Linked DNA regions of Homo sapiens: all the other regions are linked to region 3. A link is an interaction called in ENCODE POLR2A ChIA-PET data of the cell type or tissue named here. Cell type or tissue: CD4-positive, alpha-beta T cell. All regions are shown on one strand.

Evidence for each region. ChIA-PET counts read pairs that join two places held together with the same protein. Peaks named below come from ENCODE experiments on the same cell type or tissue, not always from the same donor. Only the 100,000 strongest peaks of a DNase experiment are listed, where the experiment ranks them.
Region 1: POLR2A ChIA-PET joins it to region 3 with 6 read pairs; 8 of 35 experiments call an interaction of 5 or more read pairs at or near these places.
Region 2: POLR2A ChIA-PET joins it to region 3 with 5 read pairs; 2 of 35 experiments call an interaction of 5 or more read pairs at or near these places.

What each region holds. Positions count from the first base shown.
Region 1 is chr17:65,178,596-65,181,095 of GRCh38, forward strand. All of the region lies in intron 9 of RGS9 (regulator of G protein signaling 9), which reads left to right. Among named protein-coding and RNA genes, the nearest start is that of RGS9, 42 kb to the left of the region's middle. In CD4-positive, alpha-beta T cell, no CTCF peak of the experiment used is centred here; DNase peaks (open chromatin) are centred at 846 and 1,266; H3K4me3 peaks cover 351 bases; H3K27ac peaks cover 1,348 bases.
Region 2 is chr17:64,343,407-64,345,906 of GRCh38, forward strand. All of the region lies in intron 13 of PECAM1 (platelet and endothelial cell adhesion molecule 1), which reads right to left. Among named protein-coding and RNA genes, the nearest start is that of PECAM1, 46 kb to the right of the region's middle. In CD4-positive, alpha-beta T cell, no CTCF peak of the experiment used is centred here; a DNase peak (open chromatin) is centred at 1,005.
Region 3 is chr17:65,121,990-65,124,489 of GRCh38, forward strand. No RefSeq gene overlaps it. Among named protein-coding and RNA genes, the nearest start is that of RGS9, 14 kb to the right of the region's middle. RefSeq lists enhancers at 635-1,166, 1,167-1,697, 1,503-1,552. In CD4-positive, alpha-beta T cell, no CTCF peak of the experiment used is centred here; a DNase peak (open chromatin) is centred at 1,442; H3K4me3 peaks cover 1,348 bases; H3K27ac peaks cover 902 bases.

The DNA.
Region 1 (2,500 bases), 57 kb after region 3:
TGGGCTCAGGTGATCCTCCTGCCTTAGCCACCCAAGTAGCTAGGACCACAGGCACATGCCACCGTGCTTGGCTAATTTTTGAAATTATCTGTAGAGACAGTGTCTTTCTATGTTGCCCAGGCTGGTCTTGAACTCCTGGGCTCAAGCAGTCCTCCTGCCTTGGCCTCCCAAAGCACTGAGATTACAGGTGTGAGCCACTGTGCCTGGCTCAGATAGACAATTCTTTGGTGAAGCTGTCCTGTGCATTTTAGAATGTTCAGCAGCATCCCCAGCTCTGCCCATGAGATGTCAGTACCTCCATTCCTCTCCCTGCCCACCTAAGCCCCAGTCCTAACAATCAAAAATGTCTCCAGACATTGCCCATTGTACCCTGGGAAGGAAGTCAACATTACTCTGGCTGACAACCACTGATTCCAATGAACCATCCTAGACCCATTTAAACAGATCTTAGGTAGTTTCATTGCTTTCTGTCAAACATTGTCTTTGGGTAGCAAGGGTGTCATCTCTAGCCTAGGGTGCATCTATAGGGCTCTGCAGAGCCTTAAGGCATGAGTGGGGGCCTGTAGGGGTGTGCAGGGGAAGGAGGAGGGTGGAAGTGGGAGGGGAAAGAAAAAGGAGCCAGAAATGTTAGCAAGGCAGCTCTGGGACAGTGTTTGCTTTTGCTCCCTGGAGAGGGTCACCGGGGGAACCATTAGGTCTCTTGTCCACAAGCTGGAGAGACCCTTCCTTTGATACACACAGGGCACAGTCAGCCTTAACTCAGCTGTTCCCAGGGCAGCCTTTCCCGTGTTCCCCTTGCCAGAGAACAGATCACTGCTGAGGCCTTGTAGGCTTGGTTGCCATGGAAACAGAATCCTCGAGTAAAAGATTGAACCTGGGTGGAAGGGTTGCTTTTTTTTATGGCTAACTAGCAGCTCTGGAAACCTCTTTCCTGGGGAGGAGAGAGAGGGTGGAGGCAGAAAGCACATCACTCATTCTGAGATGGGGGGGTGGGAACAAAGGGTCACCCATCCGTGACCCAAGCCAGGATACTGCTCAGCTGTGTGTGTGTGTGTGTGTGTGTGTGTGTGTGTGTGTGTGTGTGTGTTGGGGGTGGTTAGGCAGGACCTTAACTTCATCCATTTGAGAGGGAAGCTAAGGAGCTGAGCTGCTCCATCCTGGGGGTGACTTCTGAGGAGGGTGACCAGATTACTGTCTTTACTGAGGAGGCATCTTTGTGCTCCTTGGCCTTCAGAGCCCACTTCCTGCGGATGTGGATGCTGGCAACACCCTCAGCCCAGAACCCAGTGGGCAGGCTGGGTGTACGACAGAGGGTGCCTTTGCCATGGTGGGGTGTGATACGGGCTGTGTCTCCGCTGTTTACCGTTATCTTCTCTGTCTCTCTCTCTCTCTCTTCCCAGCTATCTATCTATCTCCTGTCTGTGCACTCTGGCTGCTGTGGAATAAAGTATTAAGAAGAATAAAGAACTGCAATTCTCATGCATGCAGAGCCCCTTCCAGCCCTCCCCTCAGGCAGCCCCAGCATGCTGTGGTTTATCTGTCTGCAACATTTTCCACTGTCTGCGAGTCCCCTGTGTTCCCGGGTTAATCTGCCCTGAGAGAAGAGGGTTGCCAAGAGCATGAAGCATCTCCATGAAGACCTGGGAGTGCAGAGGCTTTGGATTTTTGTCTCACTTCAGAGAACTCATGGTGCCTGAGCTGGTTTGAAGAGAGGTCATTTTGAGAAGGAATCGATCCTTCTTTCTTTTTTTCTTTTCTATTCTTTTTTTTTGAGACGGAGTCCTGCTCTGTCACCCAGGCAGGAGTGCAGTGGCGTGATCTCGGCTCACTGCAACCTCCGCCTTCCGGGTTGAAGTAACTCCTTGCCTCAGCCTCCAGAGTAGCCGCGATTACAGGTGTGTTCCACCACGCCCAGCTAATTTTTTCATATTTTTAGTACAGACGGAGTTTCTCCATGTTGGCCAGGCTGGTCTTGAACTCCTGACCTCAGGTGATCCGCCCATCTTGGCCTCCCAAAGTGCTGGGATTACAGGCATGAACCACTGCGCCTGGCTATCAATCCTTCTTTTTAAACTTTTATTTTAGGTTCAGGGGTTACATTTCAGGTAAACTGCATGTCACCGGAGTTTGGTATATAGATTATCTTGTCACTCAGGAAATAAGCATAGTACTCATAGGTAGTTTTTCTATCCTCTCCCTCCTCCCACCCTCCACCCTCAAGTAGGCCTGGGTGTCTGTTGTTCCCTTCTTTGTGTCCTTGTGTACTCAATGTTCAGCTCCCACTTATAAGTGAGCCCATGTGGTATTTGGTTTTCTGTTCCTGCGTTAGTTCGCTTAAGACAATGATCTCTAGCTCCATCCATGTTGCTACAAAGAACATGATCTCATTTTTTTATGGCTGCATAGTATTCCATGGTATATATGTACCACATTTTCTTCATCCAGTCTACCAATGATGGGCATTTAGGTTGATCCCATGTCTTTGCTATTGTGAATAGTG
Region 2 (2,500 bases), 780 kb before region 3:
CTGAGCTCCACAGCATGTTGGTGACATTTGTCCACAACACACCGATGTGACTTGTTCCCAAGTCCGTCTCCCTGGCAGACCCCGACCTCCTATGGGGTGACAGCTGGGGTCTTGGACATGTCCCATTCCTAGGCTTGCTCAGCTGCCTGGGGGCACCTGTCCAAGTTTGAAGTGACAGTAATGGTGGTGGCTCCTGTGTCAGGAACCATTTGTGAGGAGAAAGCCTGGGGGTGGGTCAGATCCCTACAGTTGAACTTGGGGCATTTGGGGTGACTAGGGCCTTACACTGACTTCCCCAGGGCACCAAACAGGATTTGGAACTCAGTAGAGTGGCTGAGCTACCAGGGCACCACACTGCTGGGACAGCAGAGATGCCCACACACCCCTCACTCTCTTTCTGTGGCACCAGATGTGGGGGCCTCAAGGAAAGCTGTAGGGATCCCCAACCCTATTGGGGGATCCTCCACATCCCCAAGACACCCTCTGCTTGATGTCAGGCCTGGCCAAATCACTCACTCAGCAGAATCCTAGACACCTAGTGTGAACCCCGCACTGTGGAAGAGGAAAGGTGATCGGGCCTGGTCCCAGCTTTCAGGAGCTCCAGGCTGCGAGGCAGACAGGTGCACAAACAACGCAGACACTGCAACAAATGCTATCAAACACCATATACCAGGCGCATGGTGGGGTGGTCACGGCCAGCTCACCCTCCGACCCAGGCCCACAGTGGGGGCTGGGGCAGGTGAGGAATAAATGGAGGGAGAGGGCTTGGTGTTTGGGCCTGGGGGTTTCTGCTTCTTGGTGGAGCTTCTAGAGTTGCAGCTGCCCCCAAATCTGCCCAGTTAAGTGATGGGTGGGCAGGCAGAGTTGCAGCTCATCACTACCTCTCCTCCCCACCCACTCCACGGCAGCAGCTGCTTGCTAATGAGTAAACCAGGCTGGCAGGCTCTTTGTCTCTGCTGTCAGGGATGTTTCCGGATGGGGCTTTATTTTGGCTTCTGTTTTTCTCTGTGTTAACAGAGAAGGAGATGGCTTCAACGTCATGGGGTTTTCCCAGCAATTAGTCTCAGAGCAAACATGCAGCAAACCAGGATTTACTGAGTTCCTTCCTGCCCCTCCTCCACCCCAAGTGACCACTTGGTCGGCTGCCACTAGGGTCAGAGCTGGATGTGGTTCCCAACCCCTCCTCCATAGGAGGAGGAAGTCTTGAGAGCAGGGAACTGGCTTGGTCAAGACCAGGTCAAATGTACTCACCACTGGCCTTGTACCCACAAAGCCCCTTTTCGTACCTGGTAATACCTGGCTCTCCACCCACAGGAAGGCAGAGAGGGAACACCTGAGGCTCAGGCCTGACTTCCCACACTGCTCCTTAGCTGCCAAGGAGGAGGACGGGTCTAGAAAACTCAAATTGAATTCCCAAAAAGCTCTCCATTGCCCCCAAGTGACCCTCTTTACGGGTCTACCTGGACCTCTGCAGCCCACACAGCTTTTGTGCAAATGGGGAAAGAGGGACCAGTTAGGTGATGGCATCCCTGCAGCTGCACAGCTTGGCAAGGAGGGCACATGCTGACCGCCTCTGCTTCACCCAATCCTGGAGGGTCTCGATACCTCCTTATTTTTAAATTTTTTGTAGAAATAAGTTCTTGCTTTGTTGCCCAGGCTGGTCTTGAATGCCTGGGCTCAAGTGATCCTCTCGCCTCTGCCTCCCAAAGTGCTGGGATTACAATACCTCCTTCTTGTCCCTTCAACCCTTCCCCACCTTTGAGCAAGAAAAAGAAAACCAGGGCCGGGCGCAGTGGCTCATGCTTGTAATCCCAGCACTTTGGGAGGCTGAGGTGGGCAGATCACTGAAGGTTAGGTGATCCCTGAAGGTTAGGAGGGCTTTGCTGCAGTGTGTTCCTGGCTGCCTCTCAGGCTGTCCCTCCACAAGGGAGGGTCTGTATGTGCTTGTGCTGCCTGCGTAGGGCCTTAATCACAATTTGTTATCTCAACGAGTCAATCACTCTACAATGAAATAAAGAGGAAGAGGCCAGGCCTGGTGGTTCACACCTGTAATCCCGGCACTTTGGGTGGTCAAGGCGGGTGGATCACCTGAGGTCAGGAGTTGGAGACCAGCCTGGCCAACATGGTGAAACCCTGTCTCTACTAAAAATACAAAAATTAGCCGGGGATGGTGGTGGGCGCCTGTAACCCCAGCTACTCAGGAGGCTGAGGCAGGAGAATAGCTTGAACCCGGGAAGCAGAGGAAGCAGTGTGCCGAAACTGTGCCATTGCATTCCAGCCTGGGCAACAAGAGCAAGACTGTCATAAAAAAAAAAAAAAAAAAAAAATGAGGAAGAGAGCTTCAGGCCTGCCGCGTTCCCCACCCCTCTCAGGTCCAGTCTAGACTTGGAAGTGAGTTGTGCAGATTGGGCAGTACACAACCCCCGGGGGCCATTCTGTTGGTAGGCTATGGGAATGTGCCCCAGTGGTGCAGCACACAGCCCAGCGGCTCTACGGGGCA
Region 3 (2,500 bases):
CCGTTTTATGGATAGTTTCCGTTTTATAAATGTTCAAGAAAATGATTCATAATCACTGAACTGCCACAAGCCATATAACACCTGGAAATGGAAATGAACAAAACCCGGCCTTGGCCTTCCTCCAGCATACATCATGAACAGTAAAATAACATCTCAAAATTATTGAGGAACTAACACCTGTGGTAAGTGGCTGCCCTGGTAGAGAATCCAGGCCAGTATTCTCAAACTAGTAGTCTACAATCATGAGTCTCATTTCTCCTTGGTAAGATTTTTTTTTTTCTGAGACAGGGCCTCATTCTGTCACCCAGGCTGCAGTGCAGTGGCACGATCTCAGCTCACTGCAACCTCCGCCTCCCAGGCTCAAGCCATCCTCCTACCTCAGCCTCCCGAGTAGTTGGGACTACAGGCGTGCACCATGATGCACAGCCTTTGGTTAAGAGATCTTGATTTTGTCTTCACCCTCCTCTCCCATAGGGAGGACGTTAGGACCCTTTCTACCCCTGTACCTCCAATCCTCCTTCCAAGTGGCACTGTCTGCATAGTTCTTGTACTCTACTCTTCCAGGCTCATAGTTCCTCATCTTCTGAACTAATCTTCTTCCCCATTATGTGGTCACAATACTAAAGTGCATTTTTTGTTTGTTTGTTTTGGTTACTTGACTTGTTAAAATTGACAAGTCAGTCGTTCTCCTACATACGGGAAAAATGGGCCCTGAAGTATATATATTTACAGGTCTTGTTCTGTCGCCCAGGCTGGAGTGCAGGGGTGCCACCAAGGCTCACTGCAGCCTCGACCTCCCAGGCTCAAGCAATCCTCCCACCTCAGCCTCCAGAGCAGCTGGGACCACAGGCGCACACCACCACGCCCGGCTAATTTTTGTATTTTTTTTTTTTTTTTTTTTTTAGTAGAGACTGGGTCTCGCTATGTTGCCCAGGCCGGTTTCTAACTCCTGAGCTCCAGCGATCCTCCCAACTTGGCTTCCCAGAGTGCTGGGATTACAGGCGTGAGCCAGTGCGCCCGGCCTAAATTAAATACTTTTAAGTTGCAGTGTCACCATTATTTTTTTCGAGCCTGTAGGGGTTATAAAAAGGAAAGTCCAGAGCTTAGGTATTGGAGGGGCCGATCTCGAGGTAGCACTTAGGCGAAAGGGATCCCGGCGCTATGGGCTTCAAGGGGGCCCCTCCGAAAAGCCTTCCACCCCGGCCCCCAATCCCGCGGCGCGCGAGTTCCGTGGAGGAGGCCGCCCGCGGCCCCAGAGTCGGCATTAGGGGTTCGCGTCCACCCGGCAAGGCCTCCCGTGAGCCCAGAGCAGGGACCTAAGAGGATGCGAGAAACCCTCCAGCAGAAAAAACCCCGCAAACTCAGTGCACTCAGGACGCTGTCTGAAAGAAGCCGAAAGTGGGCAACCGCCGGAAGCCGACACCCTGAGCCCGCATTTCCTCTCTAGGAATCCGGAGGTTTCCGCATCTCTATGGTCTGGGCGTCGAGCGGCGGAGCCTGTGGTCTCTGGCGCAAAGGAAAGTGAACTCCCAGCGAGGAGGGGAAGGAGCATCGGCTTGTCTCTTCGCGATCCCTTTCCTACCCCTTCTCACTCGTGCGCACCTGGCAGTACCACCAGCAGAGCCTCGGAAATTGCTTTCATCACGATTTAACAAAATGAAGACACAGGAACACAATAGGACACCCCCAAACTCAACAAGTTTCTCTAGCTTTTTGCCAGTAGTGTAGCGCACATGCATTTTTAAAATTTAGATGAAGTCTAACATTCATGCAATAACACAGCTGAAATGACGAGTAATAACAATAATAATAACCCAGAAATGTTTGACATTTGAAGTTCCTTTTGAGTTTGAACCCCAGGCTGGAACTGGATGAGCTGGCGTCGTCTCTCAGCACAGACCCTGTCCTCTGGTCCCTAAGGCCGCGAGCAGGAGAGACACACCTGTTCTTCCACTTGCTCCCAGGGCTCCAGCTGGCCCATCTGTTGATTCGAAGGTTCATGCTAACCAACTTACATATACTTTCTTATTTGTATTTTCCACTCTAAAAAGGGATAGGGAAAACAATGCAAATATAAATAACTGCAGAATCTACTAAAATTAGAATTGTCTAGGTTTACAAAACATATGGCATCCAACACAAATAAGGGTGTGGTGAAATTTGTTCATTCTGAGCAGACAGAATGTAAATATATGCATCCTGTTGAAAAACTACTTGGCATTTTATATCAAAAGCCACCGTGACTCATGGGATCCCATCTGTGAAAATTTATCTCAAGCAAATAATGCAAGAGAAAGGAAAAGCTGTATTTTTGAAGTGATTCTGCAATGGACAACTACTGTTATTGTTCGCCCAACATTCAGTTTTTCTTTTAATGATTTTAACAGTAGGATTTTTCTGTGGGAAACCTACTAGCCCTCAATCCACTTCTGGGGTGGGCCCATGACCCAGGCCTGGCCAATGAGAATATCCCAGCATGGCAAGGCAGTAAGACATGAAG